2 separate regions of the Homo sapiens genome follow, and region 1 is linked to region 2. Evidence: read pairs that join two places in POLR2A ChIA-PET (ENCODE). Cell type or tissue: A673. All regions are shown on one strand.

Evidence for each region. Peaks named below come from ENCODE experiments on the same cell type or tissue, not always from the same donor. Only the 100,000 strongest peaks of a DNase experiment are listed, where the experiment ranks them.
Region 1: POLR2A ChIA-PET joins it to region 2 with 18 read pairs; 3 of 35 experiments call an interaction of 5 or more read pairs at or near these places.

The regions. Positions count from the first base shown.
Region 1 is chr11:34,298,002-34,306,001 of GRCh38, forward strand. The region is part of intron 1 of ABTB2 (ankyrin repeat and BTB domain containing 2); the gene reads right to left. Among named protein-coding and RNA genes, the nearest start is that of ABTB2, 56 kb to the right of the region's middle. In A673, no CTCF peak of the experiment used is centred here; a DNase peak (open chromatin) is centred at 2,354; H3K4me3 peaks cover 819 bases; H3K27ac peaks cover 915 bases.
Region 2 is chr11:34,139,556-34,147,555 of GRCh38, forward strand. NAT10 (N-acetyltransferase 10) reads left to right here. Exons shown (of 29, transcript NM_024662.3): 24 at 845-1,017; 25 at 1,534-1,653; 26 at 2,164-2,262; 27 at 2,720-2,793; 28 at 3,890-3,973; 29 at 6,529-7,353. The coding sequence ends at 6,637. Among named protein-coding and RNA genes, the nearest start is that of NAT10, 38 kb to the left of the region's middle. RefSeq lists enhancers at 5,416-5,655, 5,886-6,055. In A673, no CTCF peak of the experiment used is centred here; no DNase peak of the experiment used is centred here; H3K27ac peaks cover 1,883 bases.

The sequences.
Region 1 (8,000 bases), 160 kb after region 2:
TGCAGACCTCACTTGACAACTGAACAAGCTGGCACCTTGATCCTGGACTTCCTAGCCTCCTGAAATGTGAGAAATAAATGTCTGTTTTTTTTTTTTTTTAAATAAATTACCCAGTCTCAGGTGTTTTGTTATAACAGCATAAACAGACTAAGACACTCAGAGAAACCAAACTGACTTGCCCAAGATCTCACTTGGTGAGTATGAAATGGAACCAGACCCAGGACTCTTGGCTATCAACTACTCCAATACACACCACAGAATACATATCCACATTTCATTGCCAATTACCAACCAGACTCAATCATTCATGGCATAGCCTTAGCATAAAACTAAGGCCTTAATTTCTAATTTCAAAATGCAAAAAAGTTATAGAAAGAAACCTGGGGTAGGGGTGAGGAATGATCTTGTTTCTTTTTTTTTTTTTAAACCAATTACTTTTTTTCTTTTAAATTTAAAAAAATTAAAAAAAAAATTATTTTGGGACAGAGTCTCGCTCTGTTGCCCAGGCTGGTGTGCAGTGGCATGATCTCGGCTCACTACAAGCTCCACCTCTTGGGTTCAAACGATTCTTGTGCCTCAGCCTTCCCAGTAGCTGGAACTACAGGCGCAGAACACCATGCCCGGCTAATTTTTGTATTTTGGTAGAGATGGGGTTTTGCCATGTTGGCCAGGCTGGTCTCAAACTCCCGGCCTCGAGTGATCTGCCTGCCTCGGCCTCCCAAAGTGCTAGGATTATAGGTGTGAGCAACAGCACCCAGCCTAAACCCATTACTTTTAAAAGTCATTTTATTTGTGATCTTCTCATAAAAAACTGGTGGGCTTGGGGACACAAAAGCAAAAGAGTTCAGTGTTTCCTATGAACAACTGGGCCTGCATAGATGTTTAAATTAATAAAGATCCCTTATCTAATTTCATTCTTGGTACTTCCTCACCCTCTTTCAAATTCCAGCCCTTGAACAGTTTGAATGATTGAAGACACAGCTTAAGGTTGCATAGGAGCTTTTCAGGGACGTCTGCATTAATCCTCTGCTCCATGCAATGTAGAAAACATTAAGTAAAATTGTCTGAAGTTAAAATATGTACTTAATTCCCACTACAGGGAACGGATCTTTTTAGCAGATGTTTTTCTGGAATGGCTGGTGATTGTAAAATAGGAAGAACTAAAAGAATCAAAGTCAAAGTAGGTAAAAAGGATAGACTGGGCAGGGGTTTGGACTGGGGGGCAGGAATGGCATATCAATTAAATTTCCAGACTGTTGCTTATGAAAAATAAGCTGTCTTCGGATCATTTCTAGGACACGGCTATACACGATGGTCATGGACCAAAGAAAATGAAATCCAAATTGATGGTTTTTTTTAAAAAAATAATCATTTAAGCAAGACGTTCCTCTGATGTTTAAGCCAAGATCTCCAAGGGTATCAGGTTCCCTTATTTGGAGGAGCTGCGTGTTTGGAAAGCCACGGTAGTATACTCCTCCCAGAAAACAATGAAGGCAGTTGTTTGCAAAGCCCAAGGAGGCTGCAGGCTGCTGGAGGTGGCAGCTCGGCCCATCCTGCTCCATTAGGAGCCTGCCAGCCCACCACTCCTGATGGGACATTTTAAACCAGCACATGAACCCTCACTGAAACCTTCAGGAGGACGGATTTTTTCATTTGCTAACTGGCTTTTCTTTTCCCAGGCTCAACTGACAGCAACTACTCTCGGGGCCCTCATAGCCAAGGCATTTGGAGTTTGCTCATCTGGGGCTCCCAATCTGCACTCCTCTTACATTAGAAATAAGAGGGCTACAAAGCCAGAAGCAGCGGGTGAGCCGGAAAGGAGCAGAGTGTTGCCTGGGCTGGCAGCCTTGCTCCACCACTTAGCAGCTCTCAGAATGGGTCAGCTACTTCACCTCTTTGTGCTCCAGTTTCATCTCCGTAAAATGGGAATAACACTGCTGCCTCCTTCATAAAGGCACACAGAGGACTGAATGAGTCAAGAATAAAGTAGTTAGCACAGTGCCTGGCACAGAGTCAGAGCTCTCTGCCTCCTACGCTTGGTGGGGGGAAGATGAGGGGTGGGAATACCTTCAAGGTGAGGAAGGGTTCTCTTTTATGGCTCTTAAGAATATATTGTTTTCTTTAGAGGAGCTATTTTACAGCCCGCTGAATCTAACTGCCATGCTAGCTCAGCATGAATACCCTCCATTAAGAATCTTGTCACACCCTTGCTTCACAAGTTGTGGAAACCCAAATCAGACTGCATTCAGCGTTGGGTAGTGGGAGACGTACTGAAGGCCTTTCAATTTCCAAAGCCATGATCAGAATGAAATGTTCTTGCATCAGGCGTTTCACATTTTAGAATTCAATTACAAAACCCTACCATTTAGCTTGTTAGGCTGGCTGCTCCACCCCAGAAAGAGTGACAAAAGACAATCTATAGAGCCAGGCTGCAAGTTCCAGTGCTATAAATCACTGGTTATCGGATGGAGTGGAACTCATTAATATAAACGAGAAGCCTGAAAGGCACCCATTAGCATGTTATTAATTTGTTTGACGATCTACAGCATGGCAAGAGCTAAAATAGTTAGGCTGGGCAATACTACATCTCACACAGAAGAATAATCTGGTCCCATTAATTTTTGTCTTAGGCTTGCCAAATGTAATTGGGCATAATCAGAGCTCATACATCTCATAGCGTTTTCATCTTCTGTTCTTTTAAAAAAAGAAAACTGGGGGGTGGGGGAGGTGCTCGAAGTCTTGGTACGCAATAAAGATAACCAATGAGAAGGGGTTTTAGGTTGGAGCAACCCACTAAGGACTGTAAATGCTTCCCCTTTTGTTTTCCTTCCTTTGCTCTGCATTTTGGATTTGTTTTTCATGAAATGAAAGTGAATCATAAACTACTTTCCAGTTGGGTTAACCTTACTTATACATCCATCCACCCAATTTACTGGGGGGCTGGTGTGGAGGGCAGAGGAGGATCCATCTAGTTCCCGTGGGTAGATATAATTGTCTTTAATCTTTGCCATTAATGAGGAGGCTGGGGGAAGCAGAGGATAAGAAGCTTTATCAACATCTTTGTGGTCTCATGTCTCTCTGTCCGATTGCCAGATATTTCTGTGGCTGGTTAGCCTTCCAGCCCCAAAGCTGTTAGAGAAAATGGAATTTCAGCCTTGAAGGCCTCTGACAGCATCTTGGTCCACCTGGGTCACTTGCAGTTAGGAAGGAAGTCAGAGAAGGGAGCTGCCCACATGCTTCTAAACAGTGCTTCCTTCTTTCCCGTAGTTAGTGTTTTTCAAAGAACATCATCTTGCCATTAAATGAATTTAAAAAAAAATTGTGTTTTCAGGTCCTGGGATAGCAGATAAGGCCCTGTGTACTTGAACTAGATATTTCGAATGATCACTTGACTATAAACAAGATTTTAAAAAAATCTAAATCGATGAATATGTAATTTTCCTGCCAAACAAAAAGCTAGCATAAACAATGAGCTTACATAAATTGGGGCAATCAGATCCACCAACAAAGCATGAAGGCCTAGCCTCAACACTGAAAGAAGAGAATAGATAAATGCTGTTGAATTTTGTTCTCTGAATAACACATTTTAGCATTTCCCTCTGCCTGTGACCCAGAGATGGATCCACCTTTGAGTATTCAAAACTTCAGTTTCCTCTTGCTACGGGAGGCTTAACATAATAAAACATTTAAACATAATATAGGCCAGACGCAGCAGCTCATGCCTGTAATCCCAACACCTTAGGATGCCAAGGCGGGAGGATGGCTTGAGCCCAAGAGTTTGAGACCAGCCTGGGCAATTATTGGATGAAACTACATCTCTACAGAAAATACAAAAATTAGCTGGGTGTGGTGGTGTATGCCTGTGGTCCTAGCTACTTTCCAGCCTAAAGCAAAAGGATCGCTTGTGCCCAGAGGTTTAGGCTGCAGTGAGGCCAAGATGGTGCCACTGCACTCTAGCCTGGGCAACAGAGTGAGACCCTGTGTCAAAAAAAATAAACATCACAAACATAATACATGTCAGGGTATGACATTTGGCAAATATTAGAAAATACATAGAAGATAAAAATCACGTGTGTGTACACCCCCAAGATAATCACTAGGTAACACTTTGGTGTATTTCTACACCTCACGTATGTGTATGCTTTTACAGAACTGGACCACAGTACAGCTACAGTTTCTTGTCTCCACCCTCTTCCCCACCACAACTGGATATTTCATGAGTATTTTCCTATGCTATTACATTTCCTTCAAAGATGTAATGTTTAATGAGGGCTGCATACATTTCACCATATCCAAGTGCTATGATTTATTTAACCATTCTCAGATGATATGTAGACAGGATTTTAATCTTTCCCTAGCATTGCTACTAAAATTAAACTCTTACCTCTTCCTATCTGAAATCCATGACTGGTCAGATTCAAATTCATCAAGGAATACTCTACTTGGGAAACTTGAGAGCAGGAATTCTTGCCCTGAGCCTCTGGTATGAGAAGGCCTGCTCATTCCCCAGACCACAGAGGGGCTCAGGCTGCAGCCAGAAACACTGCCAAGACCTGAAATCAAGGGTTGACCTGGGCCTGCTATTTCTCTCAACAGTTTGTTGGTCATTGAGGCTGTGGCCCTTGAATGAGTCAGTGTTTGTGGCTTTAAAAAATACCTCAAGGGCAGCAAGCAAAAAAAGATGTTCCTGTGATCAGCTAAGGCTAAGGAGCCTCACTCCCTCCAGACCACAACCTCTTTAGCGCTTGCGAGGGGTAGTAGGCTTAGGTGACATAATCAAAGGCCCAGTCAGAAGGGAAGCTGGGGCATTCCTAGCAGTTTAGTTCATTACCCAGATTCACCAGGGGATTGGGAGCTACTCAGGAGTCTGGGGCTGCAAAGTCCCCAGTTATAAATGGGAACCTCTATCTAGGGTAGTTGGTGCTTCACTGGGAGGGCAGCGTTAAGATAAGGACCTGATAAGACACCTCCAGCCCAATTTCCTGGCTCTGGCAGATTGATTCCTGATGGCTTTCCTTCTCAACATTCCTGTCTTCAGGCCTTTGATTTTAGGCAGAGGCCACAGAACACTTTCTCAGGTAGGAACCAAATAGACCACACAATTAGCATCTCCCACTTGCCACGGTGCTGTTGGATTTATGGTACTTAGGAAGATGGCAGTAGTCAGCTCACTTCATTGGTCAAGAGACAGAGCCACAGTAAGGCTAGGAAGAAATATAAAGGTCACTTCCTGTGCTGAGCACTTCCTAGAGCAGCCACAGGCCAGCCCACCAACTACTGGCTGCAATTCTGGACCACTCCATCGCACAGCCTACAAATGTTTTCTAACTGTCTTCCGTTTTTATTAACCAGTCAAGCATGTTTTACTTTACACTCTGATAAGAGGATCAGAAACAGCTTTCCCACATCTAAGGCACTCTTAATCAATTGCAAGGAATACAAGAGCAGCATCACGTAGAGGTTTCCACCCACAGGAGGAAGAAATCCAATTTTTCTTTCTTTAACTGCCAATTCTAATGCACACTTTTTACCCTTTATAGGTTAGCCACACTTTGAATGCATTTAACTTAAATGAAAAAAAATAGTAATAAATGCTTATACAGCTGTCCCCCTATCTACAAAGAACTATGGGTGCTTTTTTTTTTTTTTTTTTTTTTTTGAGACAGAGTCTCGCTCTGTAGGCCAGGCTGGAGTGCAGTGGCGTGATCTCAGCTCACTGCAGCCTCTGTCTCCTGGGATCAAGCAATTTTCCTGCCTCAGCTTCCCGAGTAGTTGGGATTACAGATGTGTGCCTCCTCGCCCAGCTAATTTTTGTATTTTTAGTAGAGACGGGATTTCACCATGTTGGCCAGGCTGGTCTCGAACTTCTGACCTCAGGTAATCCACCCGTCTCGGCCTCCAAAAATGCTGGGATTACAGGTGTAAGCCACCACGCCTGGCCTCAGCTATGGGTACTTTCTCTGGTTTCAGTTACCTGAGGTCAACTATGGTCTGGAAATATTAAATGGGAAATATACAGAAATAAACAATTCCTAAGTTTTAAATCGAGTGCCGCTCTGAGTAGCATGATGAAATATTGCCCAGTCCGGCTCTGTGGTGCTGAGGACGGAATCATCCCTTTGTCCAGCTGGTCCATGCTGTATATGCTATCTGCCCATTGGTGTATAGGAAAAAACATGGTATATCTAGAGCTCAGTCCTATCGCAGTTTCAGGCATCCATCAGAGGTCCAACATATGCTCTGTGGATAAAAGATTATTGTATTCTTTTTGTCTTTATTTTTTCTTTTTATGGAGAACAGGATCTCACTATATTGCCCAGGCAGGCCTTGAACTCCTGAGCTCAAGCTATTCTCCGGCCTCTGCCTCCCTAAGGGCTGGGATTACAGGTGTAAGCCATTGCACCTGGCAGTTATTGTATTAAAGTAATTATGTGCCAATACTGTCACAAGTGCTTCCTACAAATGAATGGATTTAATCTTCCTAATAACCCATGAGGTAAGTATCATTCACATTTCACAGATGAAAACAGACACAGAGGCTAGGCATAGGGGCTCACGCCTGTAATCCAACACTTCAGGAAGCCAAGATAGGTGGATCACTTGAGCCCAGGAGTTTGAGACCAGCCTGGGCAATATGGGGAGACAAACCACATGAGAAAAGAAAGAGAAGACTAGGAGAAGGAGAGGAGGGAAATGGAGGGGAAGGGAGGGGAGGGAAAGAGACTAAGAGGAGTCAAATAGTTTGTCCATGGACATATAGGTAAGAGTGGTGGGGCCAGGATTCAAACTCGGGCAGTCCACTGCAGAGGGCTCTTCACCACCCAAAAGCCACAGAGGCCCTGGCTGACATGGTGTAGGAGTTTTGGCTGCCACTCTCTTCCAAGGGCATAGACCCAGAGTGAATGTGTGTTTCCTCTGCCAGTCTCAGTTCCCAGGTGCCTGTCAGTGTAATTCATGGACCACTCAAAGTGTTTTCAGGAGTTATTTTGGCCACATGCAATTTGTGCTGACATCCAAGCCTAATACCTAAGCAAGGTAATACTCCTCAGAGCAGTGTCTGCTTCTATGTGGACAAGCAGCTTCCACATCAGGGCACACATCTCAGGCTAAAGAAAACATGGGCTCTGAATGAAGACCCCACATAAGTACACTTGATCTAGAAGAGGCTCTTGCATCCCCAGGTTTAAATCAAAACATTAAGCTAGGTCTCCACACTAAACCACCAACACATGCCTGAGAGACCTTGTGCATGCCATATGCTCATTCTTGGCAGTGTTAGTTTCCTAAGTGTGTAAACAGCGATGGTTTTACAGGACAGGCTTGCTCCCGCATGCACACATTCGCTCTGATACCTGGCACACTTCTCTCCTCAAAGAGGAAAATCTTGCAGTTTGAAACATTCACTATGCATGAAGCATCACCAGAGGGGCAGTAACACCACATGGGCCTCCCAACAAACTGAAATAGCCAGTCAACGGGGCGATTATTGAGGTTTCGCCTTCCTAGCAGAAAATCATCTTGCACGTTGTATAAACATTCCACTGGTGGCTTTGGAGCTTGACAGGAAATGTGTGGAGTAAGGGAACCAGAGGCAAAAGATCTGATATCTTAATATATTTCATTCATGATGATTTCCACCTTCAGAGAGACAGGAGAGGACAAGGGAGTAGAATTTTACTTTTTCCTCCCTCTAAACCTTCATTCTGAACATGTTCAAACTTAGAGAAATAGAAAGGATAGTGCAATAAATACTCATATACCCTTTACCTAGACTCACCAATTGTTAACATCTTTTATTTTCTGAACAATTTGAAAGTTGCAAACACATGGCTTCCTCTATCACTATTTCAACATGTATCACCTAAGACAAAAGACATTCTTCTATATCACATTGCCATTCTCAAGAAAGTTAATACTGACACAGTAATGTTATCTAATATCAATCCACATCATTATATTCACTCTTAATATTAAGAGTCAGCAAAACCTCAACTAAATAA
Region 2 (8,000 bases):
GTGGTGTCCTAGGAAGGGTTTGGGCTGGAAATTGAGGGACTGGTTCTAGCCTGCAGTCACTCGCTGGTCACCACCCGCTTGCCAGGCCCCTGCTCTGTCCCAGGCTGTGCTGTCTTTCATTTTCATGGTAAGACTCTGGCTGTGCAATTTAATGTCAGAGGTGTCCATTTAGTTCATGTAGCTGGTTGGTTATGGAGGCCGATTTACATCTGTGCTCTAGGGGAGTGAGGTGCTCCATCTCTGAGGTTTAGTTTCCTGATTCATGAAATTGTAATAAGAATATGCTGCTAGCCTTCTGTAGCCAACAGCACACAGAAGTGCTTTGTGCATACAGATTGTTTGAATACTTAAAAAACAAAAAATGTGTAAGAGATTAGTTTTATTGCATATTTTATATATAAATATTTAGGTATAGCATGCATATATGTGTATATGTGTGTGTATATACTTTTTTGCCAATTATATTTTGATGGAGAAATCCGTATATCTTGAGCTGGGCAGAGCTTACACACTTTCTGTGACACCAAATGAAGTGACAAAGCAGGGAAAGAGTGTAGTTGTGTTCCCCTAACCCTGGGCCACAGGGAGCTTTTCCTTGGTCCATGTGTTCAGTATGGGAACTGAGCAAGGGTCCTGTGGCAGCCGTCCCCTCCCCACACGTGGCCTGGAGCCGCCCCTTCTATGGCAGGAGCAGGTTTGGTGCCCCTCTGGGCCAGGGCTGTGTGGTATGGCTGCCAGGCCCTGTTAGATGCTCCTGTGTGTTAGGGTGCCGCCTGGGGGCTGTGTGCTATCTCATGAGGGCGCCGGGTGACCTAACCTGTCTAGCTCTCTATCCCATGGACAGCCCTGAGCCGGGAGGAGCTGGAAGCACTCTTCCTCCCCTATGACCTGAAGCGGCTGGAGATGTATTCACGGAATATGGTGGACTATCACCTCATCATGGACATGATCCCGGCCATCTCTCGCATCTATTTCCTGAACCAGCTGGGGGACCTGGCCCTGTCTGCGGCTCAGTCGGTATGCTATCTGTTGCTTGCGTGGAGGAGAAGCGAGGATTGTGGAGCTGTTCATTTGCTGGGTGTTGGGTTGGGCACTTGGACATAATTGTGTGCCTTTAATTCCTCATACATCTGATAGGTGGGTAGTGGCATCCTCATTCTACAGGTCAGGAAACCTGGGCTCTGAAGTCGAGTAATGTGTCCAGCCATACAAAGTGAGAGAGCTGCAGCTTCCACCCCACTACGTTGCCTTGACACTTAACTCCACCTTAGCAGAGGTTCAGGAACATCCCAAACTTTTAATGTAGTTGTGAAGCAGGTATTTGTCAGGATAAAAGTTACTTTGGGGATTTTAGGAAGACAGCATTTCTTGGTGGTCTCAGTAACAGGATGAAAGAGAAGATGCCAATATACACAGTGCTAGTCTACCTTTGTACCAATAGCTTTGGTCAAGAGAGTACTCTGGTTCTTGGCGCCATTTTAATGGGCAAGGGCGTGTCCTAGAGGCCCACCCAGCAGATTTTCCATCCTTTAGGCTCTTCTCTTGGGGATTGGCCTGCAGCATAAGTCTGTGGACCAGCTGGAAAAGGAGATTGAGCTGCCCTCGGGCCAGTTGATGGGACTTTTCAACCGGATCATCCGCAAAGTTGTGAAGGTAACCTCAGCCTGAGGGCAGGGGCTTGATGTCTCTCAAATAGTGCAACAAACCCACTCCCTGCTCCCGAGATGAACACATGTTAGCATTTAGCTGTGTTTGCTGCATCTCGTCACACACACACACACACACACACACAAATCCAGGACTTCAGAACACATGTTAGCATTTAGCTGTGTTTGCTGCATCTCATCACACATCACACACACACACACACACACACACACACACACACACACACACGTGCGCGCGCAAATACAGGACTTCAGCTCTAAAGAATCTGTGAAGTTCTGTGTCCTCTCCCAGAGGCATCCCTATTAGGAATTTGGTACATATCCAGTCTGTGTTCTTCAGCTCTTCCCGCTAATATCCACATTCCTAAACTGTAGAGTGTTGCTTTGTGTCTTCAAAATGCACACCTTTCTATAAGACACCAAGTGTCTGGGTCACGGGTGACTGGGTCCCTGCTGCTCCTTCATCTTCTGCTTCTCTGTTGGTTGTCTTTTGTAGCTATTTAATGAAGTTCAGGAAAAGGCCATTGAGGAGCAGATGGTGGCAGCGAAGGATGTGGTCATGGAGCCCACGATGAAGACCCTCAGTGACGACCTAGTATGTCCCTGCTCATGGCCTCGGGAGTCCCAGCATTTCCATCAGTTGCCTTAGGCTGTGAATTCAGACTGTCTTCCCCTTCCCCTTTAGAAAGAGTCCTCTGCACTAATTGAGCTAAGTGCTATTCTGTAGGTTTAATTGGACAAACGGACCCAGCATTGTCTGAGCACACACAGGCCTAGAGTTGTGCCTCCCACTGATTGTGTGTGTGTGTTGTGAATGTAGGATTCCAGCATCTGTTGGAAATGTTTTGTCTTTTTTGGTGACTTCTTAAATGCATAGTTTATAACAGAGCTACCTTAAAATAATCAAAGCTGCCTACAAGGTTTTTGCAGGTAGATGGAAGAGAAGGAAATGTTTTCTCATCATTGTGCCATTCCACCCCAGCTTCACCTTTTCCTGTGTTTGGTTCAATCCTTGACTCTGACTTAGTCTCTTTATGGGTCCTTAACCACAGGATGAAGCAGCAAAGGAATTTCAGGAGAAACACAAGAAGGAAGTAGGGAAGCTGAAGAGCATGGACCTCTCTGAGTAAGGCTTGTGGGAAGCAGAGGGTTTGCCTTGGCTTCTGGGGCCCTAAGAATCTGCCTACACGTTTCTTCTAATCATATCCCACGTGCCCTGGAAAGTGTCTTTCATGGGATCAGTTTTAGGGATGCTAACAGTTCTATTTGACCTTCTAATTGCCTGTTTGTATAATTTTGGAAGAGTTGGGTTCCGGAGACTAGTGCCGCCACTTTGACTTACACATTGCACTCTCTGATCCCCAAGGCTCCAGGTCACACCTCGGGTCCTTCCAGGAGTGGGGGTGCCGATTGGATGAGCAGGCCCTTTAATGGTTACTTACTCTATTTGGCTTTTACGTGTGACTTTGTTTGAAGAAAGGATTCTACTGCTAAAACCAACCAAACAAGCAAAACACCCCTTGCTCTAAAACCGTCTGGGAATCCTAGTCCCTTTTGTGCTTCAGCTGTAGTGGTGCTGCCTCTCCCTCCACTGCCTGGATTGATGTGAATAATAACTCCAGAATTCATGGCCTCTGAGCCTCTGTGACCTGTAGTCCTGTTTCTGGGTCATTAGTGATGGTGGCTGCTGGGTATGTGAGGTGGAGGTGGCCAGGAGTCCTTGGACAGAGAATCGAGCTCTAGTTTTTGCCCTCAGCTTTGCAATATCAAAACCTTGATTTGCCAGGACTGCTAAATCTGAAAGAGAAGGGAGGGAGGGGAGAGGCACAGTTCAAGGGCTTGTGGACAAATGCTTGGAGGTGGGAGTGAGTGAGAAGATTGTGGGGGTGACAGGAAGCTTCTTTGGTGGATGTTAATGAGAGTCATGTGGGAAGAGCCAGGCAGGCTGCCTTCTGTGCAGGACTGTCCTCACTGACCCCTGCCAGCAGGCCTGGTGACCCTCGCTCCTGTGGAGCTTCTATCCATAGAGCTAAGCACCATGTCTCTTGGCCCTCCTGCATGCTTGTCCCCTCTGTCCTTTCTGCTGTTCAAATGCTGACACAGCTCAGCCTGGCTTTCATGACAGGAAGTGTCTGATAAGAATGTTGTCACTGTCGTTATTTTCTCTTAAGCAGTCCCCTCTTCTTTCTAGCAGGCTTTGATAGTTCCCTTCTTTTTTTTAGATACATAATCCGTGGGGACGATGAAGAGTGGAATGAAGTTTTGAACAAAGCTGGGCCGAACGCCTCGATCATCAGCCTGAAAAGGTGAGGGCCCAGGGTCTGATGTGCATCTGGCGGAAGAGGCATTCTGGCCTCTCTGCTTCTCTTTAACTTTGACTAGAAAATAGGAGGTTGGAGCAAAAGCTTTGACAGAAAAGTCATGGTTCTTCCCTTTGAGAGTCCCCTGGCCATTACCCTTGCAGTGCATGTCCCACAGACCAGGAGGGCCATCTCTTAGGCATGGATCTCTTCACTCTTTGTATTTGTCAGCCATGCCAGGGCACTGGGCCTGTCATGGAGAAGGGCTTGAGGGAACAGTCCAGAAGCTGCCACTGGCTGAGACTTGCTTATGGGCTTTCATCATTCAGCCCTCAGGATGACAGCATAAGGGGGCTGTTTTATTACTGTCATTGCTTTAAGATGAAGTAACAAGGCTCTCAGGGGTTAAGTTCCCAAGAAGCACACAGCTAGTGAGAGCCGGAGCCAGAATCAAGTCCAGGTTTCTCCACTGCAAGGCCATAGGTTTAACTGTTACGTTGTCCTTCCTTTGAGCCAGCAGTTCTCAAGGTTTTGGGTCTTTGAGTTCCTTTATCTCTTAACAATTAAGGTCCCCAAAGGACTTTTGTTGGTTATATCTATGGAAATTTCCCATATTAGAAATGAAAAACTGGCCAGGTGCAGTGGCTCACGCCTGTAATCTCAGCACTTTGGGAGGCCGAGGTAGGAGGATCGCTTGAGCCCAGGTGTTCAAGACCAACCTGCGCAACATAGCAGACCCTGTCTCTGCAAAAAAATTTTAAAAAGAAAATAAATGAAAAACTGAGAAATTTAAAAAAAATTCATTTGTTCACAGTAATAACGGACTCAGTCGTTTTGAAAAATACTCTTTTTCATAAAAATTTTGGTGAGAAGAGTGGCATTGTTTTACATTTACATTTTTGCAAATCTCTTCAATATCTGGCTTAACAGAAGGCAGCCGGATACTAATGTCTGTGTCTTCACTGACACTATTTTGCTGTCATATCTTATACTCTCTGGAAAACTGAATATTTGTGAGAGAATGAAAATGAAAAAAGGCAAATAACTGTTTTCATACTAATCCAAATACATTTTGACCTTGTGGACACCTGAAAGGGTCTTAGGGACCCCAGCAGTCCCTAGACCACTCTTTGAAAATCTTCACTCCAAGCTTCTTATCTGCAGAGTGGTGCATTTGTAAATAACTTAGGCTGGAACCTTCATCAGTTTTCCCTGGGAGTACAATGAGGCCTCCCCTGCCCAGAGCCACTGGAATTGAGGCTTTCACAGCTGATTTGGGGGTTGATGGGGAGGGTGAGATTTTGGCAATCCCCTATTTATTGGTTTCCTTAAAAGCTTATATTTTGGAAACATTCGGGAAGAGGAAACCTTGTGTCTCTAGGAACTATAGATCCCAGAAATCAGGTACTGTCTTCCAGAGTCTCCGTTAGTCACTGTGGCATCTTGAAGGATCCAGCATCGATGCCGGCCTCATTTCCCAGATGCTTTGTGGTGCAGCACAGAAGCCCACTGTCAGTGTGACCTGTCTCTGTTTTGTACAGTATGGCAAATGTAGCACAGGGCCCATGATGGCTTTGGCCTTGAGCACGGTGGCTTTGACTGGAACAAAAGGCCGGGGAGCATGCTTGCTGTGGAGACGGCCTCAGCTCCTCACTCTGCAGAGCTTGGCCTTTCCTGCCATTTGTTTGGCCATTGCTGGTAGTGAGAAGCCTCTCGAGCCCAACAAACCAGTGTTGTGTGGTTGTTCATGTGCTTGATGGCTCTGAGTAAATGTGAAAGCTTGAACTTTGTGAGCTAAAAATACTGGTAGCTATCATTAAGTCCTCTGAGGCCTTTCTTTTTCTTCCTTTGAGAGGTACTTCATTCATATGATGTTAATGGTCTCTGGACTGAACTCTTCACGGTCTCCTTATAGGGAAGTATTTGTTCCCAGAGCAAAATTTAACCTGTAAGTTTCTTAATGGCAGGTGGCCGTTTGCTGAGTGATTCCTATGCCAGGATATCAATGAAGAATCCAGGGGCTGGTCGCAGGGTGTCACCTGAGTTACTGTTGTTTGGGTTTTCTTCTTCTCATATAGGAAAAATAAAATAATAGTAGCACATCAGAAAGTATGGCAGGGTTTTCCTTGGAGTCTCATGCCTTGTATTAAGGACTGTCTTCAGGGTCATTGGGATGAATATGTCTAGTTTCCAGAGTCACTGCAGTGGTGAGAGTGGTGGTGGGGAATCCTTGTGGTGCCTTAGGTCTGTCTTGGGAGAGGGGAGCAGAGTGTACTGCACCCTGAGGAGAACCCGGATTTCAGGTGTTAAGATCGAGATTTGTTCTTCCACAGACTAAGAGCTGGCTCAGGGCAGGAGCTGGTCTGTATGGTGTGTCCCCAGCCCCAGCACAATGCCTGCCCCCTAATAGGTTTGCAGAGAACATTAATGTCCAATTGGGTGGCCTACATCAAGTTTCAGACGGTGGAAACCCTTTTTGACAAAGCAAAGCAAGCTTAAAGCAGTCTCAGATGTTCAGATCTGTACATATTTCATTCTTTCTATTTTTGATTTTTCTCTAGTGACAAGAAAAGGAAGTTAGAGGCCAAACAAGAACCCAAACAGAGCAAGAAGTTGAAGAACAGAGAGACAAAGAACAAAAAAGATATGAAACTGAAGCGGAAGAAATAGTGAAGAGAAACTCGGGCATCTGTGTTTGATCATGGGAAGATACTCTCACTAACTGAACCCTCTCTGGCTGGACTGTTAAAAGCAACGAGAGGCCCCGGCACACCTGGAAGCTGGCCGCGAATTCGGCCTCTGGGCCTGTGTGTCTGTGAGCTCAACCTGGCTAAAGGCAGAGTCACTCCCAAATGGGTCTCTTTAGAACTTGATGGCTGGGCACTGCCATCTCTAGAATTGCCACGAGTCTCTCTCTTCCTGCCCAGTCCAGGGCCCTCCTTTCCTATAAGTTCATATTTTGCTTTGAGCCAGCTTTTTAGTCTCATTCCCACACATGTGGAAGCCACGTTGCCTCTCGACCGCCTGAGGCCCTTAAGTACATCGCTTTCTGGTGGTGCCCAGGAGGCTGCTGCTGGGCCGCTGGGTCTCTCTTTGTGGACTTGTACCTGGAGCAGGAGGAACTCCAGTCCGTCCCGGCATCCATGGCAGCCCGCGGTTAGGTGCGCCAGGGTTTGCTGATGTTGTCTTGTGCTGTTCCACTCTTGGCTCCAGCAGACCCACTGTCCCAGAAAAGCCTGATCCTGTAGTTTATGTAGAATGCCACATCTGCGTCCTCAAGACCTGTTTCATCCATTTGGGAAAAGATGTTGGGAAAGGCCACTTTGCTCGCAGGGGTGAGGGGAAGGATAGAGAATCTATTTTTAATAAATAACATTCTAGAAAGATCAGCTGCCTGTGAGTGTTCTGAAATCCACGCACCTGGACGTTTCTTCTGGTGGGTCTTGGCTGCCTGGTGGAATTTGGAAGGTGTTGGTATCAAGGTCAAAGGTGAGCAGTGTGTCTAGGGCTTCCCAGCCCAGGAGTCTGCGGGAGAAGTGGCAGGTGGCTATGGTCACCTCGAGGGGCTTGGTGTGGTGGCTGGAAGCCAGCTAGAACTGCCTCATTTCCTTCCCAGCTCCTTCCAGGTCACTTGGTCCCTTCCATTTGTTGGGAACAGAGGTAACCTGGTGGCTTTACACATACTTTGGTATGTTTGTTTAATGGTATCCAGGCTAATGAGTCTGCAGCCCCGATATGTTGTCTAGGTTCAGAGAAGGACAGGGAAGGAAACGGTAACTTCTCAGCCTAAGGGTATTTCATATACAGCTCCTAGGACTCGTCCCCACAGGGAGAAGAGCAGGTTCTGTATGCGACCCTAGGGCTGCTGAGGCTTGTCACCGAGGCTGTCAGGACATGAGCCTAGGGGTCTTTCGTTTCTTGGGACTGAAGTTTCCTGGCCACAGACCTCTGTTAGGTCTGTAGGAAATTTTGCTGGAGGCAGGGAGGGGGCATGAAAATAATTTTTATTTATTTTCTCAGGTGGGTGCCTGAA